4 separate regions of the Homo sapiens genome follow, and all the other regions are linked to region 1. A link is a loop called in an ENCODE intact Hi-C map of the cell type or tissue named here. Cell type or tissue: GM12878. All regions are shown on one strand. Region 1 has its middle 32 kb from the start of MIR4679-1. Region 2 has its middle 28 kb from the start of MIR107. Region 3 holds the start of LOC124902552 (a long non-coding RNA gene). Region 4 has its middle 50 kb from the start of MIR4679-2.

Region 1 (8,000 bases):
AATAATCCCACATAATTCCACTGCCTGGAGATAGTCACCTTTAAGTTTTCATGATTATCCGTTCATGTCTATACAGAGATACATTTAGACATGGAAGGAAACATAGGTCATTTCCTTGGGAAGCCTCCCCCTGATCTTCCACCCACGCCCCAGTCTAAATAAGGTTTTCTTGCTATATCAGTTCATAGCATCTGTACTTTTTCTTGATATTCTTTATTAGAGTAGAAAATATTTAATTACTATATTTATTTTCTGCTGTATATTTTCATCATGAGGTAAACTCATTGTGGTAATAACATTGAGTACATTGCTATATGCGCAGCGTTTAGATGAGTGCTAGGATGTAGTTGGACAAATATTCAATACATATTTTTTCAGTTAACAAAATGTCACATTACAGGTGTGTACATATGTTTCTAAAGTCAGCGAGCTGTCGTCTCAATCATATTGCCAAATGCCATCAAGAAAGAATCACCTGGAAACAAACAAGGCCACTGTAGCTCTTGTTAGAAACCACTGGATCTTGTAAGCTGGAAACAGAATACAGAATAGGGACTTCACAACACATACACACACACACACACACACACCCCACATTTGTGAAAGACAGTATGAGGCACAGAAAGTACCTGGCTGACCTGAGCCTGGTCTGTTCACCTTAAAAAAAGCATCAGTTGAGAACTGACTCGGGGTGGGGGAAAAGCACCCACTCAGTTAACTCTAGATCTCAGGCCAGATGCCTGTTGGTGTTCAGTGAAAGTTCACTAGGCTTCCAGTGAAGGCATGACCATGATTTCCAACAAATGACACTACTCATGATATCAGGAGTCTCTCTGGAGTACAAGAATTCAGTTTGAATTGTCAGCAGCAAGAGGTGTGAATATGTACAAAGTCATCTTCTTGGAGCCTCAGTTTCTTTATCTTTAAAATGAGGGTAATAAGACCCACTGCAAAATGGAATATATATATCTGGTACACGTAAAATACAATATTCGTCCTTGAGGATGCAAAGATGACTTCAGCAAAGTCCTTGTCCTCCAGTATATATATACACATACACATATACATACATATACATACATATGTATGTATATGTGTATATATATATGTGTGTGTGTGCGTGTGTGTATGAAGTGATTTTATTATCTTGAATAATAGTATTATATTTATCCTGCATTTCAAAAAGGTAGATTAGTTTAGAAAGAAACTATTTTGTGGGTATGAAAAGCAAAACTTGATCCTTCTGTTGATACTAATTTATTTAACACCAAGTTTGTGCAAGGTGCTGTGATATATATGATGTATATGATGTCATATGATATATGATATATGATGTATATTTAGATATATGTGTATGCATGTGTGTGATATACATGATGCTTACAAATATATGAATTATATATACAGGTTAATATACAAAAGTTTATTGACTTATTTACGTACATATATATGGATTGATCTTCAAAACATCATATTGAGTGGAAATATCATGAGATATGTTAACATACAATCAACCTGGGAGGTGGAGGTTGTGGTGAGCCGAGATCGCACCACTGCACTCCAGCCTGGGCAACAAGAGCAACACTCCATCTCAAAAAAAAAAAAAAAAATGTAGGTACACAAGACAGCAATAAATAGTTCACATTACTACACACAAAGAGAAACGTGCATTTTAAATACATTAGAATGGCTACCTATTAGGAATGCCAATAGAAGTGGAGTCTGGGAATAAAATACATAAATGAAAAAATGTTTTCAAGTGTTCTTGCATGGACTGATGATAATACACCCAGACTGAAGAATAAGACAACCTCAAACCTCTCTTCACTCCCACCCTCCACAGGAAACCAGCACAGTAAACTTACCTGTTCTAACACTTGCTGTTATTGACAGTTAAGGGCGGAACATGAGGTAAGGCTGTGAGGTGATCTATCAGAGCTATTACTGATGTCGTCCATATTCTGGATCTTTATCCAAAGCTTACTGGCTCTAGGAAATAGAAGTCTGACAAGCATTATGTACATTTCATTTTCCTCATGTCACCTTCAGAAGCTGAAGAAATCTTGAAAGCCTTGGACTGCTGCCATCAGACATAACTAGCTGCCACTGCATTACCTTCCTGACTGTGCAGTAATTAAAATTTGCATCTTTACTGGATTGTTTTTAGAGTTAAGAAACGCATTTCCGTGAATGAAACTGGACACACAAGGCTACACAGAATATGATTCTATTTACATAAAATATCTGGAAGAGTTCGTCTCATTAAGACAGAAATCAGATTAGTGGTTTCCAGGGACTGAGGAGAGGGAGGGGTGGGGAGTGACTGCTTAATGGATTTTCTTTTGAGGTGAAGAAAATGTTCTGGCACTAGATGGAAGTGGCGATTGCACAACATTGTGAATGTGCTAAATGCCACGAAATTGTATACTTTAAAATGGTTAATTGTTATGTTATGTGATCTTCATCTCAATTGAAAACAAAAAGAGGAAAAGGAGAAAGGGACTTTCCGCATTCTAAGTTCTTAAGAAAGTCCTTTCTCAGTGAAAGGATGACTAAGGTGTTATGCATAGGTCAGTTGAGTGCTGAGTGGGCAGGGGGCGGGGTGGAGAAAAGGCCACAGGCACAAGTAGAATATAGGAGGATGAGGTGTAGAAAGTGCTGCAGTGGGGACCTTTCCCCATACTGATTTAGGGTCCCACTAATTCAGCAAATGCTCTTCTGCAGCTCTCCACACTGCAATTGACTCCAGCATGCATACTATACCCACTTCTCGTGAATTATCTCTTTTCCCAAAGGGGTGCCCATTCCCTGAAGGCTAGACCTTCAGCTCTTTCCTGTGGCACAACCTCCCCCAAGGCTTTATCCTATCCTGAGGCCAATCCATTCGAGCCTCTGGTGCAAGCAAAACACAATATTCGTCCTTGAGGATACAAAGATACCTTCAGCAAAATCCTTGTCCTCCAGTAGGACCAAGTCTATGTGGTCTGGATTCCCGTGATCTCCCTGAGCTCATCCACTGCAGCTGCACTGGCATCTTTGCTATGCCTCCTGAGTGCCTGGCGTGCTCTGGCCCTAGACCCTTGCTCTTGTTATTTTCTCTGTTTGAACAACTCTTCTTCAAGTCTTTGTTCCAATCTCACAGGGGCCTCTCCTCACCATTCTATTTAATAATACACCTTGCTTCTTCCCCTCACTGACTTCTCCCCAATCTCCTATACCCTGCATTACTTACCAGATCATATATCCCTTCCTAACATAAAGTATTTTATGTAATCATTATGTTTATTATTTTTCCATCTCCTGCTGCTGGAATCTCAACCTCAGAATAGCAGAGTCTTTGGATATTTTACTCACATTTTAATCAAAGGCCTAGAATGGTTCCTGCTGAAAAACAACTGTTGCTCAATAAATATTTGCTGAAAGATTTAAAAGCCCATGGTTCAATTTAAGCACTTTCCTTTCTCTATCAATGTGAAATTTGAATACAGCAAGTTTCCGTAGCTGCCTCTGACAACTTTGCTAAGAGTCTTCTTTGCTGTTACCTAAGAGGAGATTTGAATATCCACATTCAGGTGCTGGGGATATCACATTCGAGCTATTGTACCCTGGCCACAGGCCCAAGGTGCCAGACTGCACATCTCTCCTGCTATATTCACCTTTGAACTAGACCCTCTCTTAGGGCAACAGCTCAGCAGGGAGCACCCTCTGAGGAGTAAGGGGGCTAAGTCTCTCTTAAAGACCCTGAAAATACTGCCGGTGCTGGTTGAAAAGCCCTGGTGATCTGTGATAACCATAGTGACAGAAAACTCCGGGAGTTTTATGGAACCTCATTGCTAAATTTCCTGCACAACTGTTTCAGCACAGTGAAGCCCATGATTCAGCAATTGCTAAATGGCACTGGTCACTTACTAGGTGACAAAAATGAGCCCATGGGGGTACAAAGGCAAAGCTCAGGTGAATTCTATTGAGTCTGCCAGGTCCTATCACCAAATATCCCTGTAAATGGAGTGACATTGCTAGGGATGCTCTACAGATTACCTCCATCAAAGATTCAGATAACCATTGTTATCTGATTATTATCCAATTAACATCCTAACAATTGCTGTGAACATAAGGAGGTGAATAAAATATAGACTTCTGCCCTCAGTTAGTTAATCTAAGGGTAGTGGAGTGTTTGTAAAACTTTTACTCAAAATAGAGAAAAATAAATACCATTACATGAAAAGGTAAGAGAAACTTCTGTGCCTTAACCTCTCACTTTCTACTGGTATATATTTGCATAGTGTAGTTTCTCAAATTGTGGTCCCTAGGCCTTCATCATCTTGATACCTGCAGATGAATATGTAGTAGTATACAAACTCTAAGGCATAGGCCTGGACTTCTTGAAACATCTTTAGAAGCTGGGCCTTGAGGGTGTGTATTTTTAAAATTTCCTCATGTGATTCTTATATTAAAAGTTAAGAACCAGTGTTATGGTACGTTATAATTGATCACACTTGCATATATAGTTTATTATTGTGCCTGACAATTATAAGAAGAGCAGGCGAGATGTATCTCCATTTTGTGGATGAGCAAATTGAAACTCAGACATGGTAAATCCAAAGTTATACAGTTAGTTCACGGCAGAGCTAGAATTAGAACCTGGACTACCCGATTTCACATTTAATCCTTGCCTTACCCCATGCTGGCCTGTTTCTCTGTTGAGGAAAAAAAATGAATCAAAATGTGAAATGACAGACATTGTTTCCATAGGGAATAAGTCTTTTTCATACAAGCAGGGGCAAATTTTAGTACCAGGAGAAACACTGCCACCTTGTGGCCATGTGGAAGTGAAGCACAGCCTTGTCTGTCATTAGAGAAGTTGATTCCTCCCAGCCCCCACCAACCTCGCCGCTGCCTTGGTTGCACTGCTTTCAGTGATGGATTTGTGTTGAGCTATACTCACTCTCTACTGATGAAGCTGACGAGTCCTCTGGACTTTGGCCTTTGGTTTTGTAGCTAAGATTTTTTCTCCTAGCTGAGGTTAATTTACTCATTTAGGGCTGGGAACACGAGGTCATCATGCCATGCAATAGCCAGCAGAGCCAAAACCATTCATCTCGGTGGATACTTTCTGCAGCTGACACATGTCTAGCTTTCTAGAACTTTGGCCCTAAAATGAAAATTTTAAAAATATATATATATATATTTGTCATAGTTACAAAATCTTCCTGAAGAAGCCAAGGCTGATTTCAATGTTGGGAAGAGGGACCGCCATCCCTTTCAATTCCCAGGAATATACAGAGATAAGAGGGACTCTTCTCCATTCAATTTCAACACACTAACATCTGGAAATTCACAAGAAAATCTTCATGGGGGGTTTCACTTGGCAGACACATGATACAGACCACAGAATTACGTGGAGGGCCCCAAACACAGCTAGTGCTGTATGGCTAGGCGGACAAAAACATGAAACATTCAGCCTTCAAGATAACAAAAAAGTTTGCTCAAGCCATCCCAGGAATCTGTGGAAGTTGTCAGCTATTAATAAGTCCTCAGTTTGGGCAATCTTTACAAGTACTTCTCCTGCCTTGAATGTCAAACCTCCCAAGCTGCTGTATAAGTAAAGCCACAGTCAGTGACTACCCCCACATGAACAGGCTTCAGGCTGTTCTTGATCTCCTTTCCTCCAATCTCTCTGCTCCTCTTTCTTGCTCCTGCCAGGGAACCTTTAGCAAGACCTTCGTTTCGTGAGATTTCAGATCCTTGGTCACTTTCCTGACTTCACACACTAAGTCAAGTCCTCCTGTCATGCTCCCACATTACATTTTCTTCTAATGACATCTGCCAAAGTTGTGTTTAGCATTTAACTGTGTCACTATCCCATTAGTGTCTGCCTCTTGACTAATGGTTCCAGGAGGTAACCATGTATATAAGCCAGACCTAGTACAGTGCCTGGCACAGAGTAGAAATACAATAAGCATTTATTGAATGAATGAACAAACCCATAAACAGGGCTAATTTTGGTTCAATAACTTCATTTTTATTCCCCTCAAGTCACATCTTCCAAACCATATCTTTGATGATCTTTCTGCTGCAGCCTCCAGAGTGAATCTGATATTATTTGTTGTTTAGCATCTCCAAGTTGCTGCTGAAACCCTATCTATCAAACTCAAATTTCAAAGTAGGAAGAGGATAGACACAATTTTTTAGTCCTAGCAGGACGTTAAAGATTGCAAGTGTTCTTAACAATAGCCTCCTGATTTCTTAGAATTTTCTTTGTATAACTTTATGCAAGTTAATTGATATTTTCAGCCCTTGTCTCCTCTATCTGTAAAGTGGGGATAACAGAACCATTGGATGGAGTAGTCAGATAACATACACTCAATTCTTTTCCATTAAGTCTGATGTTAGTCAATGGTTTTTCCTAGATGCCTTTCACCAAATTGAAAATGTTCCCTCCTATTTCTAGTTTCATAAAAATTTTTGTCATAAGTAGATATTGAATTTTGCCAAACACTTTTTTGTGTAAGCATATACGATGGTACATAGTAGGCACTCAATAAAGTTAATTTCCTCCCTCTTTAATTAAGTACTTTCTTTTTTTTTCCCTCCTCCCCATAACTTACTGGCTAGCTGTTTGGCCAGTATTGAGTCATATGGAAACGACCTTGTTCTGTTGGGAGAAGCTCCAGAACCTATACCTTTGAACTTGGCTTAGACTTATACTGGAAGTTGAGAGTTAGAGAGGCCCAAAGCCCCAGACAGGGCCAACCCAAGTGTATCTACCTAGAGAAGTCCATTTCAACATCAACCTCTTCTCTTTCATCCTTTGTCCAGAGCTCTCCCTTTCCTCAGCCATCTGGAGACACTCTGTTCACCTGAGCCTGCTAACACAGCAGACCTATGCCCAATTCCTGGGGCATGGCCTCCTTGCCCTCCCCCACCAAGTCTTTAGTTTAAGGTTAAATAAGTCAAGTAAGAACTAAAGTGTTCATGACCCATAGTGGTTAAATGTCTTCACATTCTTTAATAGCATTTGTATTTCAGCAAAATAAATTATGATAACATTTGTATTTTACCAACATATGATACCCCAAAGCAGTGAAATACTATGTACCAAAAAAGAATATTATTGTATTAGTCTGTTTTCACACTGCTAATAAAGACATAACTGAGACTGGGTAATTTATAAAGGAAAGAGGTTTAACGGACTCACAGTTCCACATGGCTGGGGAGGCCTCACAATGATGGCTGAAGGCAAAAGAGGAGCAAAGTCATGTCTTACATGGTAGGAGGCAAGAGGGTATGTGCAGGGGAGCTCCCCTTTATAAAACCATCAGATCTCATGAGACGTATTCACTATCATAAGAACAACATGGTAAAGACCCATCCCCATGATTCAGTTACCTCCCATCACGTCCTTCCCATGACACATGGGAATTATAGGAACTACAATTCAAGATGAGATTTGGGTGGGGACACAGCCAAACCATAACAATTATATTTAAAAGGAATATTAAAAAGAAATTATTTTTATTTATTAACATGGAATAGCAACCATAACCCATTGTTGAGTAAAAAGCATGTTATAAGCGTGTATGGTGTGATCACCTTTCTTTAACTTTGTGTGTGTGTAGATATCTAAAAATTCACAAGAGTTACCTTTGAACAGTGGGATTGGGATTAATTTGCACTTTTTTTTTTTTTAAACAGATCTCACTCTGTTGCCCAGGCTGAAGTACAGTAGCATGATCTTGGCTCACTGCAATCTCCGCCTCCCAAGTTCAAGTGATTTTCCTGCCTTGGCCTCCTGAGTAGCTGGGATTACAGGCACGTGCCACCACGCCCAGATAATTTTTGTATTTTTAGTAGAGACGGGGTTTCACCATGGTGCCAGGCTGGTCTCGAACTCCTGACTTCAGGTGATGCACCCTCCTCGGCCTCCCAAAGTGCTGGGATTACAGGCATGAGCCACCACACCCGGCCTTTTGCACTTTCTTTTTAAAACTGTTTTGTAT
Region 2 (8,000 bases), 530 kb before region 1:
TGTTGATTCCCCAGATCTATCTCTGCGTTGGGAGAATCCAAGTCCCTCTCATTATCTTAAGAAATATTTTTACATTTCTCCAAAATTTCAAAATAAAAGTAATAGAAAAATCATTATTTCTTTTTTAAAATTAGTAGTGCTCGCCATGAATTGAATTGAAAATAGGAGAGGGGTTATTTTAAATTCTTCAGGTTCTGAAATGTCGAAATTCCCAGATGACTAAAAAATCACTTATTCATCTAGATATTTAGGCTTCTTTATAAAGCTCTATAAATGCGCAAATATCTAGATGAATATCAGGATATATCTATATCCTGAAACCATATTACTTTGGAGGACCTGTACCATATTATATGAAAGATTATTAAATATATCTTCTTCCACTTATACCATGTAATTGCTAAAATTTTTCTCCCTATGGTCATTTTATTTATCCAGAACTAGAGACGTGTTTTTTCCCTACTAAATGAGGTGATAATGAAGTGGAAATGTAAATTTTTTAAGTCCACTTTTTGGTTTTGCTCTGTATACACTATATTCTGAAAGTATAAGGTTTTGAAAACTTAAGCTTTATAAATCATTTCACCAGAAAGATACATACATATGTCTATGTCTACATCGCTGTTTTGTGGACTCAGCTGCAACGTGTGTTCATAGGTTGCTATTTCTACCATATCCATCCAAATAATATGTGGATATCCACATAATAGCCACATATTATAATTAGAACTCTATTGAAAGTAAGCTTTTATTAATTATAGTATTTCCTGCAATTATGACCTCTTAACACTTCTTTGTTATACTTAAATAAAGAGTCAACATGGGGCACCCAAAAATCCTTCAATGATTTTGACATTTGAGCCAATCACATCACTTGAGCCAGGATTCAGTTCTTTTAAGTCACAGCTGGCTCTTCTAATGGCTAGTTACTCATATGATCCACAGAATGAGGTATTTGTTAAGAATTTGGGGTGCATATTCTGCTTTCAGAAAGTCAACACTGTTTGGTGATTATTTATCTTTTTTTTGTTTCCTCCATGCCCCATTACTTTATTTTCAATAACTGTTGCTTTCCTGAAGATAATGATACGGGATAGGGTAGAAGACGAGATTTTTTCTCTCAAAAGTGGAAGTTGATATTTTAATTAACAAAAGGGTGGGATTACAAACAACATTCTAATCATATGACCACACCACATTTTTCTGTTTAAATCAAGTCAAGGTTATGATCGTGATTCATAACACACATTGACTAAAAAAAGTCAATTGGCATAATTAAGAAGGGGAAAGTTTTCTGTTTTTAGTAAAGAAACAAAACAGTCCTATAACTGACCTTTACATTTCATTCTACTTTAAAAAGGCTTTCTAGCCTTTTGGAAAATCTTCATACTTCTGTTACATATTGAATTTAAAACTATATGCATTAAAAAATGTGCTATTAATAAAACCTCATCTTGGCAGCTGGTTCAAATATTTTTTTAAGAATATGTAGCCATTGTAGCACTTGTAATTTAAAATAGATGGCAGGAGCACACGGTCACTGTATATTAATGAAAAAAGTAGTCTATTTGAATTTTCTTAAAATGTTGCTGATTTGAAGTTTGAGGGGACTTAAATATAATTTATCCTCTTTTGCCTGGTCCTTAGTGAAGCACACAGAAAGCTTGGAATGCTAATTCAGAATTAATGCTCCAAAGACATGTACAGCTCTTTAGGAGAGGGAGCGTAAGCTGCCAAATATCTAACCCCAGGCTGGAGGTCAGATGTTAGGATTCTGCTTCGTGACATTCTCTTCCAGCTTCCCACCCTCTTTCAGCTATTCTATCCTCTCATTGGGATGTTTATGTTATTTTCTCACTCTTTAGAGACAGTATTGGCGCATATTCCCATACTAAGACAATTCATTTTCCTCATAAAAAAAGATTAGAAGAATAGGGAAATGTTTACAGGCAATATGCATGTTGCCAGTATTTCTCTCCTCAATTTCAGCTACTAAAAACCAAAAAATGTGTGTCTTAGTGGAAACTCAATGACTCTAGGATTTAGTACAGGGCCTGGCACATAGTAGGTACTCAGTAAATCTTGAACAAATGATGTTTCCATCAGTTAGACTTTCGTTAGCTTACTTGGGTTCCCTGGTAAATTTTTTGCTCACTTATTTATTCAACCATTCATCCAATAGATATTTCTTGAGAGCCTATTAAGCACTTGCTACAATTCAAAGGGCTTGACAAATATTTTACCTGGACACATGCTTTCTATCTACAAGATTGTATTTACTACAAAAATAAACGTTGTTGAATTTTTCAAGCAGTTATTTCCATTTGGCAATCAGTAGTTTTCTCACAACACAGGATACTTATTTTGCTAATGAGACCAAGAACCATCCAGATGGCTTCCGTCAAGTGGTAAGTTAAGCCTGCTTAAATTTTTGGTCTGTGATATGGCCTTTAAAGAGCATAGAAGCCACTTGAGGGGCTTGTGAAAATGCAGATCCCTTGACCCTACCTGCAGAGATTCCAATTAATTTGTCGAGAGAGAAGCCAGGTCGTCAGTATGTTTTTTTTGTTGTTTTTTGTTTTTTTGTTTTTTAAAATCTCCTCAAGTGATTGTAATATGCAATCAGGGTTAAGAACCACTGGATTAATGGGCAGGAAAGAATGCTTAAGGTAAGTGCTCATAAAATTTTGGCATGCGTAAACATTAATTGAGAGTTTCTGGCTGCAGGGCACTGTGCAAGATGAAGAAAACTTATAAAAGGTTTTTGGAGCAGAAGGATGATGTGACCCAACCACGTTTCTTTATATTTATGTTTTGCCGATGTAAACGTTGTAAAATAACGCAATGTCCTTGAAACATATCAGTAATAAGATGTCAAAGGAGAGTTCCACTTTACTCATTCTACTCTCCATCTTCCCTGAAGTAAGCACTGCTGTCAGTGTAACAAATATGTTTCCAAATTTTTTCTATTCACTTGCGGTTATAGGTATTCATGGAAATATGTAATACTTTATAAAATGGTTATGGATACATACTTACATATTGGAAACATATAATACACATAGGATATATAATATACATAGGATTAATGCATATGAAGTTCAAGATAAGGTTATGAGAGGACAAAGGGTTAGGAGGTGAATACAAAGTGGTTTTATATGCCAAGAAATTAAGATGGGCTTAGGTATATGTGTTCTTTATGTTAATTATATTTCTTTAAATGCATGGAATTTAACACAAATCTATGCTTTTATTTTGTGTTTATATATTTTTTGAAATATTGTTTATTTAAAACGGTTTTAGATTTAGAAAAGAAATGTGAAGATAGTAGAGTTCCTTAAAAGCTGCACCAGTTCCTTCGACCATCTTACATTAGCATGGTATATTTGTTGCAATTAATGGAAAAATTTAATACATTATTATTAACTAAAGTGAATTCTTTATTCAAATTTCAGTAGGTTTTACCTAATGTCCTCTTTCTGTTCCAAAATCTCATCCAGGAAACCACAGTACATTTAATTATCGTGTCTTCTTAGACACCTCTTGGCTGTGAGAGTTTCTCAGACTTTTCTTGTTTTTGATGACTTTGACAGTTTTGAGAAGTACTGAGCAAGCATTTAGTAGAATGTCCCTCAGTTGGGATTTGTCTAATGTTTTCTCATGATTAAGTTAGACTTATGAATTTTGTGGAGGAAGACCACAGAAGTGACATTCTTGTCACTTGTCAAGGGTACAAACTATCAAGCTGACTTATCACTAATGATGTTGACCTTGTCAACCTGGCAGAGTTAGTATTTATCAAGTTTCTCCAAAGTAAAGTTTCTATTTTTTCTCCTCTTTCCATACTGTGTTCTTTGGAGGGAAGTCACTACGCACAGCTTACACTTAAGGAGTAGGGAGTTAGGCGCCGACTTGCACAATTCATTTTGAATTCTTCTGCATGGAAAGACTCCACAGATTACCCCTAGCTCTCAAAGCAACGTGGTGGGAATTCACTTGCAGGGATTTGCCTAGTGCCCTCGAGGTGGGTGCTGCCTCTCAGGCAGCCTGGTGCCTGGATCTCACTGCTAGAACAGGCATCAGAAAGATGCACACTGTTGTGTTTGTTGGGCTTGATGCCTCGGCATTTAAATTTAAGCTGAGATTCTCCACATGGTGTGTTGTTTACCATTAAGCTCCAGATCAGAAACCACTTCTCCTGGAATCTTTCCTGTGTGACCACCCTTCCTGAACCCCGTCTGTGAAGTGTTGTCATCCATCTCCAGTTGACCAGAATAATTATCTTTTATCTCCTCTGTGCCACTTACCACCTTCTACCTTCTAGTACTATTATTTAAATGTACAACTTTTCGCCATTCAGTTACATATTTTACAAACAGAAACTGATTTTTACAGCTTTGTCTTTTTTTTTGTAGTGCCTAGAACATTGCCTTAGTTAATATACGGCAGGACAAATATGGTTTATTATATGTTTTGTGTAAATATGAATATTACAAAGTAATGTGCCTATAGAATTATTGTGCTTAAAGCAAACAATTCAGTGGCATCTAGTACATTCACAATCTCGTACAACATCTAGAACATTTAAAGCATCTACTTTCAAAACTTTTTTGTCACCCAAAAGAAAACATGCCCTTTAGCATTGACTCCACATTTCCCCCTTCACACAGCCCCTGGCAAGCACCAATCTGCTTTCTGTCATGGTGGATTTATCTATTCTGGATGTTTCATGTAAATGGAATCATATGTTATGTAACTTTTTGTGTCTGGCTTCTTTTGCTTATAACAATGTTTTTAAGGTTCATCCACATTGAGCAGGTGTCAGTGTTGCCTTTCTTTTTATGTCTGAGTAATTGTTCTGTAATTTTGTCATTTATTGCAGGTATATTACATCTGCCCTGATTTTACCGCTAGATGGCATTACTTTCCTGGGAATTTCCTGGTCATTGCCCATACTGGTTAGTGAAATTAACCAAACTAAACTATGAAATTATATCAGTTCAATTTGAAAATTAAAAATTTTTAATTTTAAATTTAAATTTGAAAATTAAAAATTTAAAACTTTTAAAAATTTAAAAATTGGGCAATTTTTAAAGTTGCCCAATAAATTAGCATCTGTAGGCATTCTTTGACAGATAAAACCAAAGAGGTGGTATTCATAATGAGGTTTACAAATAATTCAAATGATGTAAATTTCTCAAAATATAAGCAATACAGATTTCTTTGCATTGTGTAGGAAGTACTGGGACCTTGAAAGCAAGATGGTGGAGACATGGGGACACCTGGATGAAATGTTATAATGCACACAAAGTTGTCAATTCAGTACCTGGCTTGCAGCACTTTTGGGCTAATTAGGTAAAGACCAGGCAGATGCAGCCCTGTAGGCTGGCAGTTTGGCAAGCTGAGTGGGGATTAGATGTGTGTCCACACACACACTCTTGGGTGGCAAACTTGCCCAATGAACAACCTGTGGAACGATTTCTGGAGGCCCTGGAGCTAGCTGTTGTCATTAAGAGACAGCATGACACAGTAGTCAAACTGTCTTCTGGATTACAAACTGATACCTAGTAACACAGTAATCTTTCTGGACCTTGGTTCCTTACTTGTGAAATGAGATAATGTTATGTTCACCTCACTGGGTCGTTACGCAAACTAAATGGTGACCGCAAGGAAAATAAATAGAACAATATATGGCAAATGTATATATTCCATAAAATATTAAGTATTATTAATATTACCCAGATAGACAAGTTCTCAATAACAGACAAGGTAAAATTGCACATTCCAACCCTTTGATGGTCTTAAGGCATAGGATTTAGGGTGGTGAGGCCTTGAAGGAAAGACCGTCCTCTGCTCAAAGCTCCCTAATAGGAATGCTGTAACCAAGTGGTCTTGCAGAGAATCATGAGTAGTTAAAACCTTTTGAGAACTGTCCAAATTTAGGGATGTGTGGAATTCTTTCTTCTAACTCTGTACTCTTATTCACTATCTTCGTTCTGATGTTAAATAAAACATTTTTGGTGATCTTATGAACTGTTAAAATGAAAATAAATCTTGGAACTCCAAAATCACTTAGCCAAAGGGAAAAGTCAAGCTGGTAACTGTGTCAGGCAAAACTGCCTCCCATTTTATTCCTAAATAAGATAGCTTCAAAGATTTTTAAAAAGCTACACACCTCCCTCACAATTGGCCCACTAGGAAATTCCTTATGGGCCCCCATTTATCCTAAAATGGTTCTGTTGAATGTTACCCTGACAATGTAAATTGATAGCTTATCTTCCCAGGTGTGAAGGCTAGAACACAAAAGCTTATCTTCACAAAGGATAGAACTGTAAGTAAGTCCTCTGCTTACCTGAGACAAATGACAAATGCATATCTGATGGCTTTCTCTGGTGTAAAAATGCAGTTTCACCGAGCTAGAAAAAGGCTTAAGTGACTATTCCTCTACCCTTCTTTCACATGTAAATTGTGTATTTGGTGAAAGGCTGATCAAAGACTCAAAATAATAAAACCATTTGTCTTTTACCTACCCATACCTTTTAAAAAATATCTTCCTCTTTCCCCTTTAAATACTGAAGCCCTCAAAATCATCTTTGGAGAAAGGCACAAACCTGCTTCCAGGGCACACGTCCTTAACCTTAGCAAAATAATCTTTCTAAATTGATTGAGACCTGTCTCCGACACTTTCTGGTTTACAGAAATAATGGGAAATGTCTATGTATCTTTGTTCTCCATCCATCCTAGCCAGCTGATTTGTTAAGATTACTAGTTTATGCTGAAGTCTGAAGTCAGATGAGGTAGTTTTCTAAATCTTTTTCTCTAAGAGGATTACTTACTTGTCCTTTCCAAATACTGAAATCCTGAAGCATACTCTCCTGCATGTCTTGAAGTTGCTGTCACCTGCACATTGTTATCACGAATATTTCTGTTCCCAGAATGGTAAGGAATACAAGCAAGCATGAGAGCTCTTGGATTGCATTCTGCAAGATTTAACTACCAGACTTCTTCATCATGAACTTAAAACACACTTAATAGATTTTTTTTAAAAGAGCATTTTAGGTCCACAGTAAAATTGAGTGCAAAGTACAAAGAGTCTTGCATATTCCTTCTCCCAAGAGCCTCCCCCACCACCAGGATTCCCCACCTGAGTAGTACATTTGTTGCAATTGATGAGCCTACACTGACACATCATTATCACCCAAAGTCCACCCACCCACATTAGAGTTCCTTCTTGGTGTTGTATGTTCTACAGGTTTGGACAAATATATAATGTATCTGTATCTGTCATGTATCTGTCATTAGAGCATCATACAGAACAGTTTCCTTGCCCTAAAAATGCCCTGTGCTTCACCTATTTATCCCTCCCTCCCCTTAAGCCCTGGCAACCACTAATCTTTTTCCTCTCTTTGTAATTTCACCTTTTCCAAAATATCATGTAGTTGGAATCACACAGTATGTAGTCTTTTCCGATTGACTTTTTTTTTTTTTTTGAGTTGGAGTCTCGCACTCTCGCCAGGCTGGAGTGCAGTGGCGCAATCTTGGCTCACTGCAACCTCTGCCTCCCGGTTTCAAGCAATTCTCTTGCCTCAGCCTCCTGAGTAGCTGGGACCACAGGCACACACCACCATGCCCAGCTAAGTTTTGTATTTTTAGTAGTGAGGGGGTTTCGCCATGTTGGTCAGGATGGTCTCAATCTCTTGACCTCATGATCCGCCCACCTGGGCCTCCCCTGATTGACTTCTTTTGCTTAGTAATGTGCATCGAGTTTCCTCCATGTCTTTTCATGACTTGACAATTTATTTATTCTTAGTGTTGAATAATATTTCATTGTCTTGATGTACCACAATTTATCCAGTCACCTATTGAAGGACATCTTGGTTGCTTCCAGGTTTGGGCAATTATGAGTAAAGTTGCTATAAACATCCATGTGCAGGATTTTGTGTGGACATAAATTTTTGATTAATTTGAGTAAATACCAGGGGGTGCAACTGCTGGATTAT
Region 3 (8,000 bases), 55 kb before region 1:
ATCCCTGTGACATGCAGTTTACCTATATAACAAACCTGCACATATACCCATGAACCTAAAAGTTCAAAAGAGAGAGAGAGAAAGAGGTAAGTCTGATAGCAGACTATTTTGTCATAGAGTTGGTAAGGCTTATCTTTTTACTGAAAAAAGTCCTCTTCTTGACTAATACATTTTATGCTGCATCTTGAATAAGGTGTTTTCCCTAATTATGTAACCAACTGTGAGGAAGTAGTACTCTTAAAAATAATATATTTTAACAACATTGTATCTCCTAATGTCTTATACAAATATTTATTGAATGAATCAGTGAATGCAAGCTGAGTAGCATTAATATAAACACACGTGTACAGATGTAAGCATCTTTTAACGATGGTCCTTGGGTGCATAATAGCCACTAACAGCAGTTCCCAGACTTTGCTGCATGTTAGAGTTATCTGGAAAAATCCAGATGCTCAGGTCATGCCTTGTAATAATTGAGTTACAGATGTCTGAAAGTGGCAAAGAGAAACCTGTATTTCTTAAAGGTCCCCATGTGAATCCAGTGTGCAGCAAAGTTTGAGAACTCCTGTCCTAATTGATTTCTAACTCTGAAGGATAATTAACTATAATATGTAAATAACTTTGTTTGCATATATGATGCTCACATTTCTAACAAGATCACATATTTTTAAAAAGCTAGTCTTATATTAACATGCATTTCTAGTGAGTTTTTGATATTGTGAAGGTAATTTCAAAAGGATTAATAACTCAAAAACCCTTGAGTGTGCACTGCATGAGTTCGGCAGTGACATAGTATCTAGCATTGCTGTTGGCTAGTATTCCAGAGACTGGTATCCCAAAGAGCTTGTCTTCCTATGGTAAACACCATCTAAAGACAGAAGATGAAGAATCATGCAAGGAGGTAGAGGTCAACTGGGAAATAAGTAACAATTGAAAGAATGTAAAAATCAACTCACAGGAGAGAAATTATGAGTATATTATAGTCTTAGGAATTTAATAGCAGAATATAAGGTGACATGTTATATCCTGCCATGTCACTGTCCCCAGGACATGCCACTTATAAAAAGTAATATGAGGAGAATATGTAGGCTCATTACCTGATCACCTACTATTTTTAATCTGTTTTATTTTTAATTGGCAAATAATATTTACATATATTTATGGAGTACAAGGTGATGTTTCAATACACGCATATATTGTGGAATGATCAAGTCAGTCAAATTGGCATATCCATCACCTCAAATATTTATCATTTCTTTTTCGTGAGAACATTTAAAACGCGGTGGCTCATGCCTGTAATCCCAGCACTTTGGGAGGCTGAGGTGGGTAGATCACCAGGTCAAGAGTTCGAGACCAGCTTGACAAACATGGTGAAACCATGTCTCTACTAGAAGTACAAAAACTAGCCGGTAGTGGTGACATGTGCCTGTAATACCAGCTACAGGAAGCTGAGGCAAGAAAATCGCTTGAACCTGGGAGGTGGAGTTTGCAGTGAGCCGAGTGCACTCCAGCCTGGGCAACAGAGCGAGACTCTGTCTAAAAAAAAAAAAAAAATCCTCTCTTTTAGCTATTTTGAAATATACATTATTGTTAACTGCAGTCACTGTGTGGTGTAATAGAACATCAGAACTTACTCTTCCTACCATACACAGCATTTTACACATATTATCATGATTAATCCTGTCATTAATTCTATAAAATATTATTGTTTCCATTTTCCAGATGAAGAAATTGAGGCTGAAAGAGGTTAATTTCTTAAGATAATAGAGCCAGGATTCACATTCAAATCTAACAGGTTCTGGGATTCATATTTTCCATTGCACAGAAGCATAAAACATTGCCCTTCCCCTCTCCCCAATATTCCCTCCATATCTTCTTATATGGGTGGAAAATCTGTGTGCTCTGTGGGTGGCAACAGTTGGAGTCTTTAAGAGAGCAGGGTTACTAAATACTAACTTTAACCGGAACTGAGAACATCTGTTTCTGAGGGCTGCATTGTGTAGCTGGGTGGAGGCAGTCGTGTTGGTGAGGTTTGATCTCCTACGTTCAAGGAAATGGGAAAAGCTCAGCAAAAAGCATTTACTGATTTGAATGAGTTCCAGTGACTAGAGAAAATAAGCATCTCTGACATCAGTTTTTCCCAAACCCACAGCAGTTTAGTCTTCATACGTTCTTCCGGAGACCAGAGAAAATGTCTGTTCCCACATTTCCAAAAGCACTTAGGGAGGGACGATGCAGTCTGCCAGAAGTGGTTCTGCCTTTGGGACTGAGTCCCCTTCTGGGACATTTTTAGAACTTCCGCCCGCCATGTGTGAGGGCGGGTGGTGAAGTTCTGGTGGCCGGTTCTGAGGAGCTCACGTGACTCACTGCTGTGCCTTCTGTGGGTCTCCAGCTGCGCCCTTGACTTGCATCATTAGCTGTCCTCATCCAAGAGGTCTGAAGATTCATCAGACTGTAAGCTCGCACTCCATTTCCTTTTGATTGCATCATGTCATTAGCTTACTGAGAAGACAATGACTATTTCCAAGAGAAAGGTCCATTCTGCCACCACAGCTGTTACCAGTAAGCAGCTGGCACCCTGCTGGTAGGCAGGGTAGAGTCCTCTGTTGTGTATATAAGATGGTGGAGGAATTACTGAAGCAACTTCCTCACTTCAAGTTTCCTTGATTTTCATGATTACAATGGCCTTTACTTTCATTCTTCTCTATTTTTCTATGGTCATACTTGTTCTTTACATCAACTGGAGATGTTCTGCAGCAGAAACTAGTATGCTGTTTTCTGATCATAGCCTCTTCTCCCTTTAACTCTGTTATTCGTAAGATGTCACTTTAAGCAAATGAAGTTTACTAGTCCCTCTGCAACTGCCTTTTTTGCCCAAATGCCACCCCCTCCTACTTTACTTCTTTATGTGTGCAAGCTTTATCCATGAGGTATTGTTTAATCCACTTCATCCTCCTGCCAGAATCTCCAACATCCCAGCTCTCTTTTCTGCCCTAAATATCCAACCTGTAAGTACTAAACCTGGGTGCCATCCACCATCCAACTGTCTGCCTTCTACAACCACTTATTGAAACACACACACACACACACACACACACACACACACACACGCACACAGAGTTATGGGCATTGGTATTAGTATAATTGCTTGTATCCAACTTGAGTGGATATTCACCACCACTCCCCAATTTTTTTGTGTGTGAATGTGTGTGCCCCTAATAAGCTTCCTCTCTCAGTACTCATGGTGGACATTCCAGCAAGTTCTGGAATGGAGCACAAGGTGATGTTTCAATACATGTATATATTGTGGAATAATTAAATCAGTCAAATTGGCATATCCATCACCTCATATATTTATCTTTTCTTTTTGGTGAGAACATTTAAAATCCTCTCTTTTAGCTGCAAGTGTCTCTGCACACTTGTCCTAGAGAATAATAATGACTATTCTCTAGGGGCAAACTTCCTATCCTAGAACCTCTCTCCTATGCTGCCTCTTCAAGTCTCTCCTCCTGCACTCACCACTCCTTTTCTCTATTCTTAGGACAAGTTCTGATCTTCTCCCTATCCAGAAAAAAATCTCTTTATCTGTCCTCTAGACTCCATTCCTGCCTGCCTCTTCCAGGACCTTACTCCATTAATTACTTCATTTCTCTTCTAGAGTCAAACTTTTTCTCCAATATCGTTCATTTTAAAATTTAAAAAACAAAACAAAACTTCCTTTACTCTGCATCTCCTCTAGCAATGCTTATCTAGCAAACACATAAGGTATTGTTCCAATTTTTTCACAACTCATTTAATATTCACAGTGACACTATTAAACATTCCCTTTCTCAGTTTCATATTTGAGACATCTGAGACACAGAGAAGTCAAGTAACCTTCCTGAAGTCACCTAGTTTATTAATTAATGTCAGAGCTAGGAATCGGACCCAGGAAGTCTGGCCTAGAGGCCACCGGGCTGTTCCGTACTCCCCCTTCAACATTCTACCTCCTCCTTTTACTTCTCAACCAACCTTTTCAAAACATGGGCACTACTTACACTTTCTACATTGCAAATTGTCTTCTGTTTCTGCAGTCCTCTGAAAGTGTTGCTTAGGGACACTGGTGACTAACTTCCAGCTTGCTCAATCCAAGAGACATGTTTTTTCCCTTTCCTCTCCACTCTCTCGCCCTTTCTCTTGTTCCTTCAATGAACAGAATTAGGTCAGTCATAATCCTGGTTCATGCCATATTTATTATTGGTCATTCAATGCCCATTTACCTTTAGTTAATTTTGATAAAGTATTTTTAAAATATAGCAATGAAATAAAAGTCAAGGCCTCAAAAATAACCTACCCCTAACTATGCTCAAACCACCATTTCATTCCCCTTACTCCCTTCACCCAGGTAACTCATTATATTAAATGCTATGTTCATCACTCCTTTATTTTAGTTTTGAACATTTTTTAAAAGAGTATCATACTATGTACAATTCTCCTAGAAACTGTTTTCAATTAATGTTATATTGCTAAGATTCATCCATACTGTTGCATGTCAATTGATTTCATTAATTTTTACTGCTATATAATAACTAGTCAAATATATGCAAATATAACACATTTTATTCATACATTTTCCTACTGATGGACATTTGAATAAAAGACATCTCTAGACCTTATGTTATTACTCTGGTGTTTGGTGATATTTGTTGACATCTCCTCCCTTTTTGAAAACCACTGCTCCTTTTTCATTTTCTTCCAGTTCTTCTTTAATGTGACTGTTTCTTTGTAGTCACCTTCATTGACTCATCTATCTCCTCCTGCCACTTAAATATTGATGTTGCTCAAAGTTCTGTCTTTAGTTCTTTCACTTTCTATTTCATATGTTATTCTGATGCAACCATGGAAAGTGAAAGTCCATGGTATCTGTGTGGGCTGTGAGCTGTGAGTTTCTAAATTTATTTTTTTATTTTTATTTTTTGTTTTCATTTTTGGTTTTTTTCTTTTTTCTTTTTTCTTTTTTTTAGACGGAGTCTCGCTCTGCCACCAGGGTGGAGTGCAGTGGCATGATATCGGCTCACTGCAACCTCTGCCTCCCGAATTCAAGTGATCCTCCTGCCTCAGCCTCCTGAGTAGCTGGGACTACAGGTATGTGCCACCTTGCCCAGCTAATTTTTTTTATTTTTAGTAGAGATGGAGTTTCACCATGTTGGACAGGATGGTCTTGATCTCTTAACCTTGTGATCCGCCTGCCTCGGCCTCTCAAAGAGCTGGGATTACAGGTGTGAGCCACCACGCTGGGCCTCTAAATTTATTTTTAATCCTGCATACCTCTCCTGAGGCAGAGTCTTATATTAAACTACCCACCTAACTTGGCCTCAATTTTCTCACTTGTAAAATGGAAGGGACAATAATATCCACCTCTTGGTGATGACAGTACTGAAGGAGATGGCCTGTAAACTATAGAGTACAGCTTCTAGAACAAAGAAGGGTTTCACAAATGAAAACTATTTTATTACTATTGTTCTGTAGTTTACCACATGCGTTCATGTCCCAGATTTTCCTCAACACAGACAACAGAAATGTAAGGGCATCATGCAGGAGTGCAGTTGAAGTGGATGGTCAGAGACTACTGCCTCAGAGACTAGTCTTGGTAATTGCATATAGGCTGCAATTCTGGTCCCAAATGGGAAAATGAAAAATGCGCTGTCCTGTAGCCTAGCTATTCAAGCTTGCCTATCAGAACAGTGGGAGCCTCAAAAGGTGAAAGTAGTCTTTCCTTAATTTCCTTAAAGCTCAGCCCAAATTTTAACTATGGAAAGACAGAACATCAGGAGATGCCAGCAAATGTACCTAGATTAAAAGAAGAAACAAACTTGGATTCCAAATGCTTCAAATTATCTCAAAGTCATGACGTTTAACCATAATTTTCATAACCAGGCACAAGACGACTGAAAAAGTGGCCAGTGCTCCCATATCATTAGGTGCTAGTCAAGGAGGGTTATAAAGGATCTTTTCTCACTATTTCTTGCTATGAATTTGATGTTGTAAATGGATAGGCTACATTTATGACCTCGAGAAGACTTACACATGAATAAAATTTAAAGGAGCATCTGCTATGCATTTCTTCTCTTTTCCCAAACTGAAGCCTGATGGGGCCATAGACTCTGGCTGGGATGCAATATTGTAGAAGCCTAAGTTGATGGTCACTTGTCAAAGGGAATGATACAAAACATAGCAACCCGGTGAAATTTAAAAAAGGAAAAACACTTGGTTAACATTCACTTCTAAGACTTTGTCATAAGGAACCAATCAGAGATGGATACAAGAATTTACAAGCAAGCATGTTCATATCAGCATTGTAATATCAATAAATTGGTAACAGCCCAAATGTCCAAGAATAGAACATAAATTAAATAACTTCTGGTATAGCTATATGATTGAAAAAGAATTGCAACCAAATGCTAACATAAAGACATGTCCTTAACTGTAGTTATTGCCATGATAAAATACTTATGATATAATCTTAAGTAAGAAGAAAGCCATAAAGCAGAATGTAGAAAGTAATGGCAGTTTGGTAATGAAAAAAAAGTATATATATATATATGAATCATTGGGGGGATATAGCAAAATATTAGTAATGGTGGTCTCTAAGAGGTGTGATTGCTGGAGATATTAAATTTTTTCTGTATTTAAAATATCTTATTTACATTATTCATTATTAATATAATTTTATAATTAAAATCTTCAAAATTAAAACATGAAACATAAAGAAAAAAATAGCTGGGCAGAAGGTGAGTTTATAGGCACAAAACAGAAAGGATGAAGAGAAGAAAGACCTTTAAAAAGGGAGCACAATTCAAAGAGGCAGAAGTTGGAGCAACTTTCAGCTGAAAACAGGGTATCAGCAGCCTCAACTCTGGTCAGAGAGGGGAACACCTGCTCATATTATTATGCCAGAATATATGGGGAATATCAGGTCATAGAATTTGACTGTCTAGGACTCCTATCAAAAAGTCTAGCTGGTGAATTGGAACATGCATATGTGAGAGTTAAACTATTTGTTAATAGCATACAATAGTATTAAAAGCACTTCGTTTCTAGAAAAGGAAGGGGAGTAACGGGAACAAGGAAGCACAATAATAGCATAACATAAACCTGCCTAACATGATTCATCCCAAATGCTCTCTAAACTTTTCAGAGTTAAAATTCGGTTTGTCCGGTGGGGAGGCATATATCTGTCTATGAGTGTGGATGTGTGTGTGTGTGGATGTGGATGTGGATGTATTTGTGTGTGTGTGTGTGTGGATGTGTACATGCATTTGTTGGGGGATTATTTCCAAAACATTTTCTTCGGAAGGTAAGTGGTAGGGACAAGATCTTGAACTGGTGTAGCTGCCCAAGAAAGTGGTGTGGCTCTACTTATATCAGATGAAATAGACTTTAAAACAAAAATATTATTAGTGATGAAGACCATCACTATATACAAATGAAAGTTTCAAATTACTAAGAATATAGAGCAATCTTAAGCATATATGCATCTAATAAAAGTATTGCCATAGATAAAGCAAAATTGATATAATTGTAGGAATAAAATTATTAACTCATTATCATAGAAGGTGATTCAACATATCACTCTCCATTACTAAGTTAGACACATCAATCAGCAAAGATATAGAAGATCTAAATAATACAAAAAAACCATTTTTGATCTAATAGGCACATGTAGATTTCTACATCTGATAGAGAAAATACATTTTTTTCAAGTACACACAGAAATTGATCATGCACTAAGCCATAATGAAAGCCTCCACACATTTCAAAGAATCAGAATCACATAGAGCATGATTTCTGACCACAAGTGTAAGTTACAAATTCATTTTAAATATATTAATAGGTAAACCTCACATACTTAGAAAAAAAAAACAAATTTCTATATAATTCATGGTCTATAAAATAAATTATAATAAAGATTTTCAAAGACAGTACTGTATAATATTTTAACAGACTAACAAAATTTGTAG
Region 4 (8,000 bases), 82 kb before region 1:
AGTCCCTTTGACTATGTGAAGTAACACATTCACGTCACAGTGTCTGGGGATTAGGATGTAGACATCTTTGGGGTTGGAAGTGGGGCATTATTCTATCATACCTTCCACAGAAAACCATATTTCCACTTGTTTTCTCTTTGTCTTCTCTCACCTGGCATCTTTTAATATACAAAAACCCTAAAGTTACTAGACATTTAGAGAAGTTCTTCTATCCACCCTTTTTAAAAGGAGTAGCAAGTAACTATGAAATCCTTAGTAATAGCAGAGATATGAAATCCTTAGTGATATCAGAGATAGTGACACTATGACCTGGATGAATAAGAACAAATATTTTAAAATAGTATGACTTTGAAATATAGGACATTCTGTTTCTCGGGGGCTACTTCTTTTTATTCACACTAACTTAATTTTTAAAAAGTTATTCAAAATAGCTTACTTGGAAATAAAGGGGACTTTCAATGCAGTGGTTTTAGAATCCAAGGCAGGAAGCACATTTGAACTACACAAAGAACCATCTGCAAAAGAAGGAAAGCCATCAGAAACTTTCCCCTGTCTCTTCACCACCTTCTCCTATACTGACTTCCCTATCTCCAAATGGTGTGTACTGACTTCTTTCTGTGCTTCTCCTTTTCTCTCATTACCCTTCCCTGCTTCTGTCTGATCTTGGTGCTTTTCTCTGCTTGCTCATGGTTACCCCAGTTCCCAACAGGGCTTCTTAGTTCAAGTTCCAGGAGTTGACTCCCTGGAGTCAATGAGTCATTTAAATTCTTGAAAAGACTCTTTGGCATTTCTTGAGTCAGATGTCATCACTATTTTAATGAACTGCGACTAGAGGACAGGACCCTATACAGTGCAAATGCCAAGGGCCATTGTCAGATTGGCAGCCAAACTTGTCTTCTCCCAGTGTCCAACCTTATTATTTTAATATGTATTTTGATTAGTTACCCTTCAATACTTTCTCTTCTCCAATATGGATAATTTGGTATAAAATGCTATATATTTTATTTAGTCACCATTTTCTTTATGTAGTATATATTAAAACGTTATGCCGGCCGGGCGCGGTGGCGCACATCTGTAATCCCAGCATTTTGGGAGGCTGAGCCAGGTGGATCACCTGAGGTCAGGAGTTCACCACCAGCCTGACTAACATGGTGAAACCCCATCTCTACTAAATACAAAAAAATTAGCCAGGCATGGTGGTGCATGCCTGTGATCCGAGCTACTTGGGAGACAGACAGGAGAATCGCTTGAACCTGGGAGGCAGAGGTTGCAGTGAGCTGAGATCATGCCATTACACTCCAGCCTGGGCAACAAGAGCAAAACTCCATCTCAAACAACAACAACAACAACAAACGTTATGCCTTGATGAGGTTCCTATGGCTTAAAAATACAACAACTTTAGAGATTAAAACACTCAACATTTTGAGACTAGTGAATCTCAGCTCTGTCATCAGGAGGAGAGAGAAAAATTTTATTGTCAATGTATGATCATATAGTAATATAGAGTTCATATTTTTAATCTGAAATTTCCATCCCCCAAATCCATTATAAGGTGATACATGCATAGCAGCTACTGGAATAGATAGTTTTGGTAGTTATTTCATTTAATTTGGCTCTTACCAGGTTTCCTGACATGAATTCTTTCTTTGGATGTCATCTTTGCCTTGATCCCAGGAATCTTCTGCTATTCCAAAATGCTATTCTTCTCAAACCAAAACTCTCTTCAAATTCTTTTAATACCTTTTCTGACTCATTTTCCTTTTCCTTTAACTGCAGATATTTGAGTCCCTTTGCCCTTCCTCCCCATTGTTCTCTATTCTAGACAAAAATATTTTTTTTTAACTTAGAGATTAGTAGATTCTTTTGGGAGTCATTAAAAATTATTTTTCTACAAGCTTGACATGATCTCTTATTCCCAAATCCAGAAAATCTCAAATTGTGTTATTACTATATATGTGTTTATATATATGTGTGTATATATATAAACACATATATATTTAATTATATATATAAACACACATATATTTAATTAACAATGTGCTTACTTGTCTGCTACTAAACAAACCAGTTTCCTTAGAGACAGGAGATAGGCTTTCTTCTGCCTCTCAGCCATAACACAGTTTCTGACACATAGAAGAAATAATTGAATGAATACATTTTATGAACATTAACGTACATTCAGTAGAGATCAATTTTTTTTTAGATTTGTAAAACATTAGTAAAGTAAACTAATAAAAAAGTGGTGAAATCTTTAATAGGGGTGTATTCAGGTACATTCAAGGCCTGGTAGTTACCAGAATGATTTGCTTGCATTATTTCTTAATGTCTGGATTTTCATTCTGACAGTTCCTCCCCAAATATTATCCATCCATTCAATGCTCAGCTCAGATGTTACCTTGATTCTTCTCTGATTATCTGAACTTCAGGTGATCTCTCCTTCTTTGAACTCCTATTGTTCTTTGTACAACTTTGGTGATAATTACCAACATGTCAATGAATTTAGCATACTTCTCTGGATTGCTGCCATCAGTGAATTCATTTTATTATAAACTTAAGATTACAAACTCCTTGTGTAGCATGCAGATCTATTTAATTTACTTTTGTTTACTGGGTCTCCCCAAACACAGTACTTTAATCTAGGTTAGTGATGACCAGATGTTTTCTGAAAAAATAACATCTAATTGTATTTGTTTACCCAACTAAACCTTAGGCAACTGCATCTATATTACTAGTTCTAGATAAAAAGCCATGTTGGATTTTAAAAGTACTGAATTTTACTACTGTACTTTGATTTTCTAAAGATGGTAGTGTATATTACACACGATTCTCATCTCTTGAAGTTTACTATATTTTCTCTGGTATGAATTTTGTCAGAGTCAACTGGAAATCCAGTGGCCGAAGTTTTACATTCCAACTTGGAAATTTAGACAATGTCTCTTTAATTTTTGGCAGTATAAATAAAAACTGAATTTCTTACATTGGCTATATGTTTTCCAACATGCATTACTGATTGAACTTTCTGATATTTATACAAATGTTGTGATGTACTACAGACTTGATGTACAGACTTACATTATGGTTTCTTTTCTTTGAAGCTTTTACCTAGCCATTCCAAGCTAAAATGATAGCTTGGAGGTGAAAGGCATAGTACACAAAGAGCACAATTCTGTTTGCTGATGACTTGATCTTACAGATAAAATCCTAAAAACTCCACAACAAAATGTGTTAGAACTCATAAACAAATTCAGTAAAGTTATAGAATACAAAATTGACTTACAAAAATAGCGTTTCTAAATATTAACAATCAACTACCTGAAAGAGAAATTAAGACAATCCCATTTATAATGGCAGCAAAAAACAACAACAACAACAACGACAACCAAAACACCAAAAACAACTCAGTAGTAAATTTAACCAAGGAAGTGAAAGAGCTATATACTGAAAACAATAAAACATTCATGAAAGAAATTGAAGATGACTCAAATAAGTGGAAATATATCCTTGTTCATGGACTGGAAAAATTAATATTGTTAAAATATCCATACTACCCACAGAAATCTTTAGATTCAATGCAACCTCTATTAAAATTCCAATGCTGGATGGGCGTGGTAGCTCATTCTTGTAATCCCAGCACTTTGGGAGGCCAAAGTAGGAGGATTGCTTGATACCAGAAGATCAAGACCAACCTGGGCAACACAGTGAGACCCTGTCTCTACAACAATAACAACAACACAATCCCAATGGCATTTTCAAAGACATAGAAAAAACAATCCTAAAATTTGTATGGAACCACAAAACATCCTGAATAGCCATAGTAATCTTTACCAAAAAGAATGAAGCTGTAGGCATCACACTGCTGGACTTTAAAATGTACTGCAAAGCTATAGTCCTCAAAACAATATGACACTGGCATACAAACAGATACACTGACCAATGGAATAGGGTAGAGAACCCAGAAATAAACCCACATGTCTACAGTCAACTAATTCTTGACAAATGTGCCACTGGCATACAAACAGATACACTGAAAAATGGAATAGGGTAGAAAACCCAGAAATAAACCCACTTGCCTACAGTCAACTAATTCTTGACAAATGTGCCAAGAACACAGTGGGTACAGTCTCTTCAATAAACAGTGTTGAGAAAACTATATCCACATACAGAAGAAGGAAGATGAATTCCTATCTCACCCTTTGTACCAGAATCAACTCAAAGTGAATTAATGACTTAAATATAAGACCTGAAACTATAAAATAACTAGAAGAAAACATTTAGGAAAAGCCGCATGACATTGGTCTGGGCAGTGATTTCTTGGTTATGACTCCAAAGGCACAGACAATGGAAACAAAAATAGACAAATGAAATTCCCTCAAACTAAAAGCTTCTGCATAGCCAAGTAAATAATAAAGTCAAGAAACAGCTCACAGATTAGGAGAAAATATTTGTAAATCATCCATCAGATAAAGGGCTAATATTCAAAATATACAAGGAACTCAAACTACACAATAGCAAGAAAATAACCCTATAAAAATGGATATAACACATAAACAGACATTTCTCAAATGAGGACATAAAAATGGACAACAAATATATGAAAAAGTGTTCAACGTCTCTAATTATCAGAGAAGTGCAAATTAAGACCACAATGAGACATCACCTTATACCTAATGGATTGGCCACTATCAAAAAGATGAAAGATAACAAGTGCTGGTGAGGATGTGAAGAAAAGGGAACACTTGTATACTGTTGGTGGTATTGTAAATTAGCACAGTCATTTTGGAAAACAGCATGGAGATTTCTTGCAAAACTAAAAATAGAACTACCATATGTCCCAGCAATCCCACTATTGGTTCTATACCCAATGGAATTGAAATCAGTATGTCAAAGAGATATATGCACTTCCATCTTCATTGCAGCACTATATGCAACAGGGAAGATATGGAAACAACCCAAGAATCCATTAGTGGATGAATGAATTTTATAACATGATATATATATACACAATGGAATGCTGTTTGGCCTTTAAAAAAGAAGAAAGATGTGAGCGGATCATGAGGTCAGGAGTTCGAGACCAGCCTGGCCAACATGGTGAAACCCTGCCTCTACTAAAAATACAAAAATTAGCCACGTGGTGGCGCACACCTGTAATCCCAGCTACTCAGGAGGCTGGGGCAGGAGAATTGCTTGAACCCAGGAGGCAGAGGTTGCAGTAAGCTGAGATCACACCACTGTACTGCAGCCTGGGTGACACAGCAAGACTCTGTTTCAAAAAAAAAAAAAAAAAGAAGAAGAAGAAGAACTCCTGTCATTTTTGACATGTCTGAACATAGAGGACATTATGTTAAGTGAAAAAGTTGAACTCATAGAAGTAGAGAGTAGAATGGTGCTTGCCAAAGGCTGGGGGTGGGGGGTGAATGAAGAAAAGGGAGACATCAGTAGACAGGTACAAAATTTCAGTTAAATAGGAGGAATAAATTCTGGTGTTCTATTATATTGCACAGTGACTGTAAGTAATAATCATGTATATTTCAAAATAGCTAAAAGAGATTTTAAATAATCTCACTGCAAGCAAATGACAAATATTTAAGGTGATAGATGTGCTAATTAGCCTCATTTAATTATTCCACAATGTATACTTATATAAAAAACACATTGTACCATACAGCTATAGACAATTATAAAAAAAAGAGTACACATTCTGGAGCTAGACAGATTCGAGTTCAAATTCTTGGTCTACCCCTTACTAGCTGTGTGACCATGGGCAAATTACAAATGGCTAGATGCTTCAAACTTTCTGAGATCTAAAATGGATTTAAGCTAGTACTTAATTCACAGAGTTTTTATGGAAATTAAATGAAATAATTAAAGTAAAAATCGTAGGTAATGTATAAGTGCCCAATAATTGTTAGCTATTATCCTAGTCAATTTTAAGTAGAGCAGAGGGTTGAGAATGAAAGTTTATTGATTGTCCATCACATTCAATATGCACGTGCCAGCCTCTGCACCAGGCACATACATAGATGACCTCATTTGAACTTTCATTACCAGAGGAGAAAATATTTACTTCCTGTGGGTTTTCATAAAAGTTACCTCCTTCAGGAGTTTAAAAATACTATACAAATAAAATTACCTCTTATTAAACAGACAACATTGCTTTTCCATTAAAGTTTACCCATTGAAGTTTACATCCCTTTAATAACCTTGATTTCCTTTCTGCTTAAAAAATATTATTTTAAATTAAGGAATTAAATTTAAATTTGAATATGTTGGCATTGACACCAAAATAATTTCTTTCACATTCTACAACTGCAATACATGAAAAGAATTCTCTCTTAGGACATAGGCACATGACTTATGACCAGGTTGCTCTTTCGAATTTTTAGAGAAACTCTCAGATACATGATATAAACTCACATTTACAAAAAAATTTTTCTGAAAAATTTCAAAGTTTTACATCATGAACGTTTAAAGACTTTGTCCAGGACTGGCAGAAGACCGAATATACTAAGAGCAGGTTGATGGCAGGAAAAGGAACGAGCTGAAACAAATTATGCCTCTTTCTACAGGAAACAAAGGGCAGTTTGTTGTGAGACTGATAATTGTTTCAAGCAATCAGGTGTGGAGATGCAGAAGGGAAATAAGAATGGGATATCCTAATGCAGTAAACAATCCACCCTACCAGATTAACAAATACAAGTCATACAATAGACTATTTCAGTGATAACTATCCCACATTAATGTGTGTGGGTGTGTGTGTGTGCATGCACAAAGGCACGCAGGTCATAAAACAAAAAACTTCCAGGAAAACTTGAGGGACTACCATAACTTAAATCCAATGATTTTTCCATCAGTCTTACTCTTTTTGTTATTGTCAATTCAATGAAAGCAAACAAACAAAAAATGTTTTGCGGGCATGATTTTATGACAGGCATTAGACAAGATTGAGCATACAAAGTTTAATAAAACAAAGACATTACTCTATGAAAACTTGCAATTTAGTGGTATGAAGGCATCTCTATCCTCAAGTTTTAACTTTGAAACATTTAACCATAAGCACAAAATAATATACACCATTAAATTCTTCTTCCTGAAATATATTTATTTATTGCTCTTTCAGCAAATGTAGGAGAGTGATAGACGGTCTCAGTCTTTGTTTGAGAATGTCGATTGTTTTCCTTCATTCTGTTATAATAGTTTGGATGGTATGGAATTCTTAAGTCACATTTACTTTCCCTCCACAATCTGAAAATATTCATTACTTTCCTTACTTCTCTTGTTGCTTTTGAGAATCTGCTGTTGCCTGATGTTTGTTTCTTTGTAGGTAAATTATCTTTGTATGTGATTGCTTTAAAAAATTTCTCTTTGCATTTATTGTTCTACAGTATCACTTCAATATATACACAGAATTGACCCTTAAATAACACAGGGTTAAACTAAGTAGGTCCACTTATGAGGAAGTTTTCTTCTGCCTCTTCCACCTTTGAGACATCAACACCAACCCTTCCTCTTCCTCCTCCTCCTCAGCGCTACTCAACAATAACAAGGAGGATGAAGACCTTTATGATGATCCATTTCCACTTAATGAATAGCAAATATATTTTTCTTTCTTATAATTTTTTTATTATGCTTTAAGTTCTAGGGCACATGTGCACAACATGCAGGTTTGTTACATATGTATACATGTGCCATGTTGGTGTGCTGCACCCATTGACTCATCATTTACATTAGGTATATCTCCCAATGCTATCCCTCCCCACTCCCCCGACCCCATGACAGGCCCTGGTGTGTGATGTTTCCCTTCCTGTGTCCAAGTGTTCTCATTGTTCAGTTCCCACCTATGAGTGAGAACATGCAGTGTTTGGTTTTCTGTCCTTGCGATAGTTTGCTGAGAATGATGGTTTCCAGCTTCATCCATGTCCCTACAAAGGACATGAACTCATCATTTTTTATGGCTGCATAATATTCCATGGTGTATATGTGCCACATTTTCTTAATCCAGT

What was found. A loop is a pair of places that touch in the nucleus more often than their neighbours do. Peaks named below come from ENCODE experiments on the same cell type or tissue, not always from the same donor. Only the 100,000 strongest peaks of a DNase experiment are listed, where the experiment ranks them.
Region 2: it touches region 1 in a loop (2.8-fold over the local background); 14 of 110 quality-filtered maps call a loop at or near these places.
Region 3: it touches region 1 in a loop (2.1-fold over the local background); 13 of 110 quality-filtered maps call a loop at or near these places.
Region 4: it touches region 1 in a loop (5-fold over the local background); 9 of 110 quality-filtered maps call a loop at or near these places.

The regions. Positions count from the first base shown.
Region 1 is chr10:89,026,839-89,034,838 of GRCh38, reverse strand. No RefSeq gene overlaps it. Among named protein-coding and RNA genes, the nearest start is that of MIR4679-1, 32 kb to the left of the region's middle. In GM12878, a CTCF peak has its summit at 4,823 (motif pointing left); DNase peaks (open chromatin) are centred at 2,108, 2,478 and 4,858; H3K4me3 peaks cover 383 bases; H3K27ac peaks cover 954 bases.
Region 2 is chr10:89,560,966-89,568,965 of GRCh38, reverse strand. No RefSeq gene overlaps it. Among named protein-coding and RNA genes, the nearest start is that of MIR107, 28 kb to the left of the region's middle. In GM12878, a CTCF peak has its summit at 4,893 (motif pointing right); a DNase peak (open chromatin) is centred at 4,885.
Region 3 is chr10:89,081,431-89,089,430 of GRCh38, reverse strand. LOC124902552 (a long non-coding RNA gene) reads left to right here and starts at 2,357. Exons shown (of 3, transcript XR_007062379.1): 1 at 2,357-2,454; 2 at 5,004-5,124. RefSeq lists enhancers at 2,303-2,835, 4,716-4,915. In GM12878, no CTCF peak of the experiment used is centred here; a DNase peak (open chromatin) is centred at 4,840.
Region 4 is chr10:89,109,135-89,117,134 of GRCh38, reverse strand. No RefSeq gene overlaps it. Among named protein-coding and RNA genes, the nearest start is that of MIR4679-2, 50 kb to the right of the region's middle. In GM12878, no CTCF peak of the experiment used is centred here; no DNase peak of the experiment used is centred here.